2 separate regions of the Homo sapiens genome follow, and region 1 is linked to region 2. Evidence: chromatin loops called from intact Hi-C (ENCODE). Cell type or tissue: endothelial cell of umbilical vein. All regions are shown on one strand. Region 1 overlaps NOTCH1 (notch receptor 1). Region 2 overlaps LINC01451 (long intergenic non-protein coding RNA 1451).

Region 1 (5,000 bases), 100 kb before region 2:
ACCCGTCTCCTGTGCTTGGGGTCTCTCTCCCCACCTGCTCCTGTCCTCAAGCTCCAGGGCAGGGGGCAGCTTTGCAGGCTTCACAGACCGAGCAGGGGAGGAGAGACAGTTCTTGCCTCTGCCTGCCAGGTGATGCCAGCAAGACCCCCGGCTTCTGCCAACCTCAACCTCTGTGAAGCAGGGCTGGGAGGCCTGAGAGCCCTGGCCTGCAGCGGGGCCCGATGAGCCAGGCGGGAGTGCAGGCCGGGCCCGAGCCATCCTCGGCTCAGTGAAGAGCCGTGGGAGGGGCTCTCGTGACTCTTCCGCGAAGTGCAGGGAGGAGCAAGCCGGCTCTGGGGCCCTCCTGAACCACCCTGGCCATCCCTCAGCACATCCCCCACACCTGACCCAACCCTCCCCGGCCACACTCCGGCCTCCCTGGGTGCTTATGGCCAGCACCATGCGCACCAACCCTGCCCGGGGGAACTGAGGCCTGAGAGCTTCCTGGAGGAGGCCAGAGCCGCGGGGCTACTCACTGGGCCGGCAGTCGTCGATGTCGGTCTCGCAGTTGCGCCCACTGTAGCCGGCCTGGCAGTGGCAGCGGTAGCCGCCGTGGGTGTTCTGGCAGGATGCGCCGTGCCGGCACGGGCTCAGAACGCACTCGTTGATGTCGACCTCACAGGTCTGCCCTGCGGGGCAGGAGGAGGCCGGTTGGTCACCAGCGGCCCCTGGCCCTCCAGGCCCTTCCCAGGCTGGCCCACCCACCTACAGTGCCTCTCCCGACCCAGGAGTAGGCTTCCGTGACCCCAGGACCATCCCCTCTCCCCTAATTTTGGCCTAAGAAGGTCACAGGAACTGGAGTTGGGAACGGTGCTCCCAGGTCAATTCCTGATTCCAGAACTTCTCCGACCAGGGCCTCCTCAGCACCCACCAGCTCCTCTTCAAAGACTCATCTAGCCTGCCTGGGAGCTGCCTGTGTCCCGCAGACATCCTGACCTCCCATCCCAGCCCTCACCGGGCCCTGGCCAGCCTCACCTTGCCAGCCCGTGGGGCAGACACAGGAGAAGCTCTCATAGTCCTCGGATTGCCTGCACTCCCCGCCGTTTCTGCAGGGGCTGGGGGCACACGGGGCCAGCACCACCTCACACGTGGCACCTGCGGGAAGGAGACACACGTGACCCCGGGAGCCTCACCCAGAGGGATCTCCCAAATCGGCCACCGCCTGCTGGTCTTTCCGCCATCAGAGTGCCGTCTGCTGGTCCCGCCGGGAGGCAAATGTGCACCGAGACCCCTGAGCGCTCCCGGCTGTGCCAGGACCCTGACCCAGGGAGGAGTGGAGCACAGATGGGGGGACGCTGAAGACAAGCTGCACAAATGTCACGCTCAGAAGCCACCCCTCATTCCCGGTTGGCAGCGGGGCACAGCCTAGGCCTCACCCCACCAGGCGTGCCCAGGAACAAGGACTGCACCAGGAGAGGCGGCCTCAGTCGGGTGGGCTCCACGACACTGCAGGGACCTGGGCCCACCCCGGACGCAAGCCCCCTCATCTCTGGGTGACGAGGAAAGGCCCTGGCCTGAGACCGAGGCCTGAAACTAATCCTGGGGCTCCGTGTCACAGGCAGCAAACGCCCATCACGGGAGGCCAACAAACAAGGGCTGCGATGGAGGGGACAGGCCCAGGCCCCCAGCACATCCTGCGTGTCGGGGCACGGGGCACGGCCTGGAGACCTCCAGGGCCACGCAGGGTGTCTGGCAAAGGCTATGTGGGAACCACGTGCACAGCCGAGGGCCTTTTTCTGCACAAGCCCATGGCCGAGCTTCCTGTTTATAGCCGTGGGGACTGCGTTATCTTCCCTGTCCCCCATTATCTCCCTGGCCTGCTGGGGCGACTTTCCAGGGCCTCTCTTCCTATTGGTTTCCACGGTGACCCGGGCAGGCAGGAACTGCGCCAGAGTTTCCGACAATTGTGCGAAAGGAAGCAGGAAGCGGGCAGATAGGAAGCGGGTCAGCACCGCCGCTCCTCCTGCCGGCCCGATCGACGTGTCTGAAAGGGACAGGGGCGCCCAGCCGTGGAGGGAGGGTCCTCACTGACTGACACAGGAGAGAAAACCCAGGTCCTTAACTTCGGTCAAAGAAAACAGCGTTCTGGCCACAGGCTGCTGGATGTCATGGGAACCGCAGGCGTGGGACCTCCAGCCCGGCTGCCTGGCCCAGGCAGGCCCTCCCTGACCAGGCCCCGTGGCAGCACCCTCTGCCCGCTCCTGGGGAGCGCCAGGACCCCGGTGCTTGTGGACTCTTCTTTGTCTTTTCTAGAGGAGATCATTTCCTGTGATCCCCTTGGCTGGGTTCATAGCAGGGGCTGGACAGTTGGGGGAACATCCCCCTCCCCGCTCAGCCCAAACAGAGGGCTCCTTGTTCCGCTCACACAAAGAGAGCCCGCCATCAAAGGAATCCCTCAGGTCCGGCTGGCGGGGGTGGGGAAGCCCGGCCCCCAGAGACCCCAGCAGGGTGGGCGCCGGGAGCACGGAGCCCAGTGACCCAGGCCCGGCCCTGCTAAGGATTCACCTGCATCTTACCTGTGTCTTGCGGCAGGCTTGCCAGGTAAAACACATGCTTGCATGAAAATTTTCTCCCAGGCATCCTGTATCTTTGCTAATCTGCCAACCCCACCCCCGGGAGAAGGCCCACATACTGCAGGGGCCTAAGGCACTCAGTGAGGCGCAGAACCTTCTGGAAGGCCCCGCCCCAAGAAAGCCACCACTTTACCCTCCAGTCACGGCTTCCCAGGCCGCCCCCACCCCTGGCCCCACCCTCTCCAGCACAGGCTCCGCCCTCTCCAGCACAGGTCCCGCCCCTCCCACATAGGCCCCGCCCCCTCCAGCACAGGCCCCACCCACCCCTCACCTGTGTAGGGCAGCAGGCAGTTGCACTTGTACCCGGCAACGTCGTCAATACACGTGCCCTGGTTCAGACATGGGTTGGACGCACACTCGTTGATGTTGGTCTGGCAGTTGGGACCTGGAGGGAAGGGGACAGCACTCGGCATGTCCAGCACTCCCAGGCACCTTGGCAGGGCCCCACAACAGCAGCCCTGGGCCTGCTCCCCACCCCAGGCCCCTCCTCATCTCCAAGAGCCAGAGGCCTGGAGCTAAGGCTTTGCCACGGGAGGGAGACACCATGCATGGTGCTGGCTGGACCTGGGTCCCGATCCTGTGTCTCCAGCTCCCCAGACTCGAGGGCGGCCCTCTGCACTGAGAAACGCGCAGCCCACTCACCGCTGAAGCCCTCCCGGCAGGTGCACACGTAGCCACTGGTCATGTCTTTGCAGGTGCCGCCGTTGACACAAGGGTTGGATTCACACTCATTGTTGTTGATGTCACAGTTGGTCCCACTCCACCCAGGGTCACAGTCGCACTTGTACCTGCAAGGGGGACCACACTGCAGGTCGAGGGAGGCCCGAGCAGCACGGCCGGGGCCTGGGCACTCCCGGGTCTGCAATGCCCTATGGGCTGGCGGAGGTGCCCATCCACTCAGACTCGCAGAGTCCTTTAGTGGGGGCAGGCTGGGCGCTGTGGCTCACACCTGTAATCCCAGCACTTTGGGAGGCGGGGGTGGCTGAGTCACTTGAGGCCAGGAGTTCAAGATCAGCCTGGCCAACATGGCGAAACTCCCCCACCCCATATATACTAAAAATACAAAAATTAGCCAGGTGTGGTGGCACATGCCTGTAATCTCAGCTACTCGGGAGGCTGAGGCAGGGGAATCACTTGAACCTGAGGGGTGGAGGTTGCAGTGAGCTGAGATCATGCCATTGCACTCCAGCCTGGACAACAGAGCAAGGCTCTGTCTCAAAATAAAGAAAAAAGTGGGGGCCGCAGCGCTTCCCATACCCAAGACTGCGGCAGGGGTTTGGTTCATTAGCGAGGGGACCATGCCAAGTGCAGGGCAGTAGGGTGCTGCGAAAAGCCCCCCACCACTTGCCCGCTGTGTGGCCCCGAACAAAGCACGTGCCTTCTCTGCGCCAAATGAGGGCAATGGGGTCCCTGCTGATTTAAATGGTCCCATCCAGGCAGAGTGCTGCCAGGCACATCATGGGCATCAGAAACACTTGCGGCTGTTACCATGGAAACGTGTTCCAGGGTCACTGTGGGCCTGTGTCCTGAGCACACCATGCAGCCCACAAGGACACGCAGCACACAGCTGCTGGGTGTGGACTGTAGTCTGACTGAGGACCCAGAGGCATGTGCGTCCCCGAGGGGAGCTCCCTGCCACCCAGCCCCGTCCGAGGCCCGTTTCTGGCCCATCTCAAGCTCTGTGCAGGTGCCACCCTCCTGGCAGCAGAGCTCCCAGGGTTTAGGACTGATGTGTCCCCATGATCGGCCCCGCCGCATACCCGTTGAGGCTGTCCCGGCAGGCCCCGTGGACGCAGGGGTTGCTGTTGCACTCATTGACCTCAGACAGGCAGGTGGGGTCGTGGTAGCCCTCGGGGCAGCGGCAGGTGAAGCCATTGATGCCGTCCTCGCAGGTGCCCCCGTTGTGGCAGGGGTTGCCCGCACACTCATCGATGTTGATGTTACACATGCTCCCTAAGGGCAGGGCGGGTCAGACTCCGAGGCCCAGCGCCCAGGGGGTCCCACCCACGTCAACCTCGATTTCCCTGTCTGTTGAGCCGGGGCGATCACCCTTCTGGCCACATCCTTCCAGGTGTCAGAAACCATCTTGGATCACAATGTGCCATGTGCCAGCCTCCCCGGGCACCAGTGCCCACTCAAGTCATCCTCCCAGGGGCCCCAGGGGCAGGGGCTACTGCAGCCCTGACTGATGAGAATCTGAGGCCCAGAGAGGCAGAGGGACCTGCTCAAAGGTGCTGGTGAGCCACAGAGGCAGAAGGTACTTAAGCCTGGCCTCAGGGCTGGCTGCTCCCTCTTGGCCTGCTGGGCCACTCTGCCAACACGGCCTGGGACAGCTCTGACCGGAGACAAGAGGGGTCGGGGGGACCCATCGTGCTGCCAGTTATAGCC
Region 2 (5,000 bases):
CAGGCCCAGTGTGGGGCTTGGGCGCCGAGGGAGGGACCGCACACCTTGAGTTCCTGCCGAGTCCAGAGAATGGAGGAAGTGGCCAGTGAGGGCCCAACTTGCTGGTGGGCCTCTCTGAGCCCAGCATCCTCTTCTGAAATGGGGGCGTGATGTTCCTGCCTCCCAGGGAGATCTGCAGACCAGCCCTGCGAGGTGTGGAGTCAGCCCCTGCGCGTGCCCGGTCCCCACTCACATTGCCACCTGCCTCCGGTGTGGCTGCGAAGTCGGAGGGAGGAGAGAGCCAGCCAGGGGTGTGGGCGCCAAGATCAGAGACTCGCACGCTGCTGGACGGAATGTGGACCGGCCCAGCTGCTGGGTCACCTGCCGGCAGCTCCCGAAACAACCAGTCACCACGAGACCCAGCAACTCCACCCCTAGGTGTGCGCCCAAGATAAACGGAAGCTCCTGTCCGCACAAACACCCGTGCGGCTTCCTTCACTAAGGGTGGAAACGGCCCGGGTGCCCATGGGTGGGTGACGGATGAACCGGGTAGACCGTCTGTACAATGGAATATTTATCCTTCCGCCACAAAAACAGAAGAAATTCGGACGCAGGCTTCAGTACGGACGGGGTTTAAAGTTGTGATGTGTACGCCACAGTCCGTGTGTGATTCCATTCCCGAGAAGCCCAGCGCTGGCCAGCCCCTGGGAACAGAAGGTGGCTGAGTGGGTCTTTATGGCTGGGGGGCTGGGGCTGGGCTGATGACGTTTATTTTTGATGAAAATGTTCTGGGCCAGGCTTTGTGGTGGCTCACAACTGTGATCCCAGCACTTTGGGAGGCCGAGGCGGGCGGATCACCTGAGGTCAGAAGTTCAAGATCAGCCTGGCCAACATGGTGAAACCCCATCTCCACTAGAAATACAAAAATTAGCTGGGCGTGGTGGTAGCACGTGCCTGTAATCCCGGCTACTCGGGAGGCTGAGGCAGGAGAATTGCTTGAACCCGGGAGGCAGAGATTGCACTGAACCGAGATCGCGCCACTGCACTCCAGCCTGGGCGACAGAACGAGACTCCGTCCGAAAAAGAAAAAAGAAAATGTCCTGAATGGACGGTGGTGACGGCCGCACGTAGCTGAACGTGCTGGAGATGGTGGAATCGCCACTGTCGGTGGAGAAATTCATGGAGCGTGAATTACGGCCGACCCCGGAAAAACGCGGGTTTGAACTTTGGGCTCACCTGCACGTGGATTTTCTCCTTTCTCTGCTGCTCCTGGGTCAGCAAGACCAGCCCCTCCTCTTCCTTCTCCTCCCCAGCCTCCTCAGCATGAAAAAGACCAGGATGAAGACCTTTAGGGTGATCCGCTTCCACGTGGAGACGAGGAAATGCATCCTCTCTTCCTTAGGATTTTCCGAATGGCATTTTCTTTTCTCTGGCTTACTGTATTGTAAGAACACACTATATCACACATTCACGATACAAAAACGTGCATCGACTGTTTATGTTATTGGTAAAGCTTCTGGTCAATAGTAGCCTATGAGTAGTTAAGTTTCGGGGCAATCAAGAGTTATACTTGGGTCTGGCGCAGTGGTTCACAACTGTAATCCCATCACTTGGGGAGGCCGAGGCGGGCGGATCTCGAGGTCAGGAGATCGAGACCATCCTGGCTAACACGGTGAAACCCCATCTCTACTAAAAATACAAAAAATTAGCCGGGCATGGTGGCGGGCGCCTGTAGTCCCAGCAACTCAGGAGACTGAGGCAGGAGAATGGTGTGAACCCAGGAGGCGGAGCTTGCAGTGAGCCAAGATCCCACCACTGCACTCCAGCCTGGGCGACAGAGCGAGACTCCATCTCAAAAAATAAATAAATAAATAAATATAGAAACCCCAGCACTTTGGGAGGCCAAGGCAGGCGGATCACCTGAAGTCAGGAGTTCGAGACCAGCCTGGCCACATGGTGAAACCCCATCTCTACTAAAAATACAAAAATTAGCCAGGCATGGTGGCGTGCACCTGTAATCCCAGCTACTTGGGAGGCTGAGGCAGGAGAATCACTTGAAACCAGGAGGTGGAGCTTGCAGTGAGCCGAGATTGCACCACTGCACTCCAGCCTGGGCAACAGAGCAAGACTGTCTAAAAATATATGTATATATTTTTTTTGAGGTCAAGAGTTTGAGACCTTATAATATATATAAATAGAAGGATTTTCAACTTTGTGTGGGGTTGGCGCCCGAGTCCCCCATTGATCAAGGGCCAATTGTGTATCTCAATAAAGCTGTTAAGACAAAAAAGACTTGCCCAGACTCCCTGAGCAGGGTCAGGGCTGCAGAAGCCAAATGGGCTTGGGAGGGGCTGGCCGGCTGTGGCTCTGTTTTCACTCTGCAGGGTCCCTGGGTGTTTATTCAGCAGGCCTGGGCCCTGCTCCCCACCCAGCCAGAGGCCTCCTCCCCTCCCCGGAGTCTTCCCAGAGGATGTTTTTCCAGGGCCCGGCTGGGCAAATGGCATTTGGATTCTGGCCGGGGAAGCCTGGGGGGACAGTCCCCACGTCCTAGCCCCGTTTGGAAGCAGCCTGTTTCCTCCAGCATCCAGCCAGAGCCCTGCGGATTCATTCTCGGCCACCCGCTGCCCCTCGGAGCTGTGGGACCCCAGGGGGTGCACCTCCTGGGCTGTGCTGGCCTTGGCAAGGCTGGGCAAGGCGAGGCTGGGCCAGGCACCCCTGAGCGTGAGGGACCTGAGGAGGGGTTCAGGCAGGAGCCTCGTGTGGTCTCCCTGTGATGATATTCGGGGCCCCCGACCCCTGCCCGGTGAGGGAGCATGTGGAGCGTCAGGGCACACGGGATGCACAGCTCAGCAGCCCAGGCAGGCCTCTGGTGGAGACGTCCCACACCCCACCCCACCCTCCGCCCCGGCTCCCGCCTTCCCCACCCCCAGACCCGGCCCCTAATCACAATGCACTTCCCACAGCTGGTCCCCACAGCGAGCTCTGCGCCATCCGGATTGAGTGGGGGTGGGTGGGAGTTTTCCCAGAAACGGGCCTGTGAGTCACCAGCCAGGCCAGGAAGTGGCTGCCTCCTGTCCAGCCCCCCAGCTGACCACTGGGCCTCAGTGTGGATCACACAGCAAGGCCATCCATGGTGACCCGAGGACTGACTGAGCGCCTGCTGCCCCCCAACCTCCAGGCGCTCCCAGGCTGTGACTGAGACTGCGGTCAGCGGCCCCGTGCGGGCCCTCATGGAGGAGCACGAAGAACAGGTGCTTCAGGGAGGACAGGATTTTGGGGAGCCCCTGGGGGGGCCTTCCTAGAGGGGAACACGCGTGGGGAGCCCTGAGGTCAGAGCTGACACGCGTGCGAAGGAGGCCTTGGAGGCTGCAGCTCAGCAGGTGGGGCCGGGCTGGGCCCCGAGATGGAGAGGGGAGGCCTTCCCAGGGGCTGTCAGGCCAGGGGTGCCACCAGGAAGCCCAGAGGAGGGGGGGGCCGCTCCTGGGCCCCAGTCACCCAGCCTGGTATATGAGAGTAGGGGGGACCAGAGAGGGAAAGATGGTAGGCAGCCCCAGGCCACACAGAAACCCAGGCAGGACCGTAAAACCCAGGCCTCGACCCGTCAGCCTCCAGCCGCTCTCCGAGGCACCTTGCAGGGGGTGGGATGGCAGTGGGGAGCCTCTCACAACAGGAACTGGGGTCCCAGATGCTGCCCGGAGCCTGGAACTGCGAGTGGCCGTGGCGGTGGCTGTGCTGCTCTTATACGGGACACCCCGGCACCCGAAGGTCGAGCAGGGACCCAGCCCCTGCCACAGCACCTGCCAAGCATCTGGGTGACACTGTGGTCGGGTGGGGCGGGGGGCTTAAGTCAGGTGAATTTGTCAGCTCGGGCAGCTGTGACAAAGTTGCACAGACCCTGGTGGCTTCAACTGCAGGAACTGATTCTCCTGGAAGCCCGAGATCCAAGGGCTGGCTCTTCCGAGGCCCCGCTTCCCGCTCTTGCACACCGTCTTCCTGAGGCGCCCTCACATGGCCATCCCTCGGGGCGTGTCTGTCCCAATCTCCTCTTCTTACAAGGACGCCAGTCATATTGGATCAGGGCCACCCTGTCTTACCTTGACAACCTTTACCTGTCTCCAAACACAGTAGCACACTGGGGCCCTGGGTGCTAGGGCTTCAGCTTGTGAATCTGAGGGCCTTTGTCTGCCCAGGCACTGCCTCCAATAGAACCTTTGGTCCTGCAGGCCGGCAGGTGCCTCTGCCTCCATGCAGCCTGGCCTTAGCCCTGCCTTCATTCCACCTCCCCTCTGGGACTAGGGATGGTGCTGGGAGGCCAGACAGGCTTTGGGGAAGTTACCTGACCTCTCTGAGCCACGAGGTCTTCATTTACAGGATGTGGCTGTGTGTCTCACTGTGACTCTGGGGAGGGACAAGGCTTAGTCAGTGCCTGCCCGGACGCCCACACCCAGCACACAGTAGGTGCTCAGAAAACGCAGCCCAGATTGTTGGAGGCAGAGGGACCCAGGGGCCCCTGGAACAAAGCCCTCGTTGAGCTGGTAGAGACCAAGGCCAGAGAGCCCTAGGCACCTCCCCCGTCTCCCAAGGCCTCTGGGGACCCCCTTTCCACCGAGACCCCTCTGCCCCTGCCCCTCCGGTGACTCGGTGGTTCCCACGTCAGTGACAGCAGGGCCCCTCCCGCCCAGGACAAGCACCACCGCAGGCTGGGGCTGCCTTTCCCTCCTCCGTCTCCCCTCTGCCCACTCGGATCCCACCAGCCTCCTCCAAGGGCCTGTCTGGCCTGCCCAGTCTGCGGGACTCCAGCCATGGTGACGATTCCCCACCATCTCTTGGGAAGGACTGGAGTCATGGTTCAGCTCCAACTGGGGGAGTGCTCCGGTTGCCAGCGGCCAGAGGACCCCGGGGTTGGGGCTGATCCTCGTCAGTCACCCCATCACCAGCTGAAGACCCCCAGCGCCTCCCATGCCCCCTGAGGTGAGGGGGCTGCCTGGAGCATGTGCCCCTGGGGTGACTCGTCCAGGCTA

Evidence for each region. A loop is a pair of places that touch in the nucleus more often than their neighbours do. Peaks named below come from ENCODE experiments on the same cell type or tissue, not always from the same donor. Only the 100,000 strongest peaks of a DNase experiment are listed, where the experiment ranks them.
Region 1: a loop joins it to region 2, with 5 times the contacts of the local background. A loop is called at or near these places in 3 of 110 quality-filtered maps.

The regions. Positions count from the first base shown.
Region 1 is chr9:136,510,138-136,515,137 of GRCh38, forward strand. NOTCH1 (notch receptor 1) reads right to left here. Exons shown (of 34, transcript NM_017617.5): 13 at 4,373-4,565; 14 at 3,255-3,400; 15 at 2,884-2,997; 16 at 1,015-1,134; 17 at 516-668. The region is part of intron 1 of LOC124902310 (a long non-coding RNA gene); the gene reads left to right. Among named protein-coding and RNA genes, the nearest start is that of MIR4673, 7.0 kb to the right of the region's middle. In endothelial cell of umbilical vein, no CTCF peak of the experiment used is centred here; DNase peaks (open chromatin) are centred at 2,014 and 2,654; H3K27ac peaks cover 2,786 bases.
Region 2 is chr9:136,611,488-136,616,487 of GRCh38, forward strand. LINC01451 (long intergenic non-protein coding RNA 1451) reads right to left here. Exons shown (of 3, transcript NR_135288.1): 1 at 2,637-5,000; 2 at 1,216-1,416; 3 at 541-683. Among named protein-coding and RNA genes, the nearest start is that of LINC01451, 3.2 kb to the right of the region's middle. RefSeq lists a silencer at 3,830-4,124. In endothelial cell of umbilical vein, no CTCF peak of the experiment used is centred here; DNase peaks (open chromatin) are centred at 2,434 and 3,004; H3K27ac peaks cover 1,477 bases.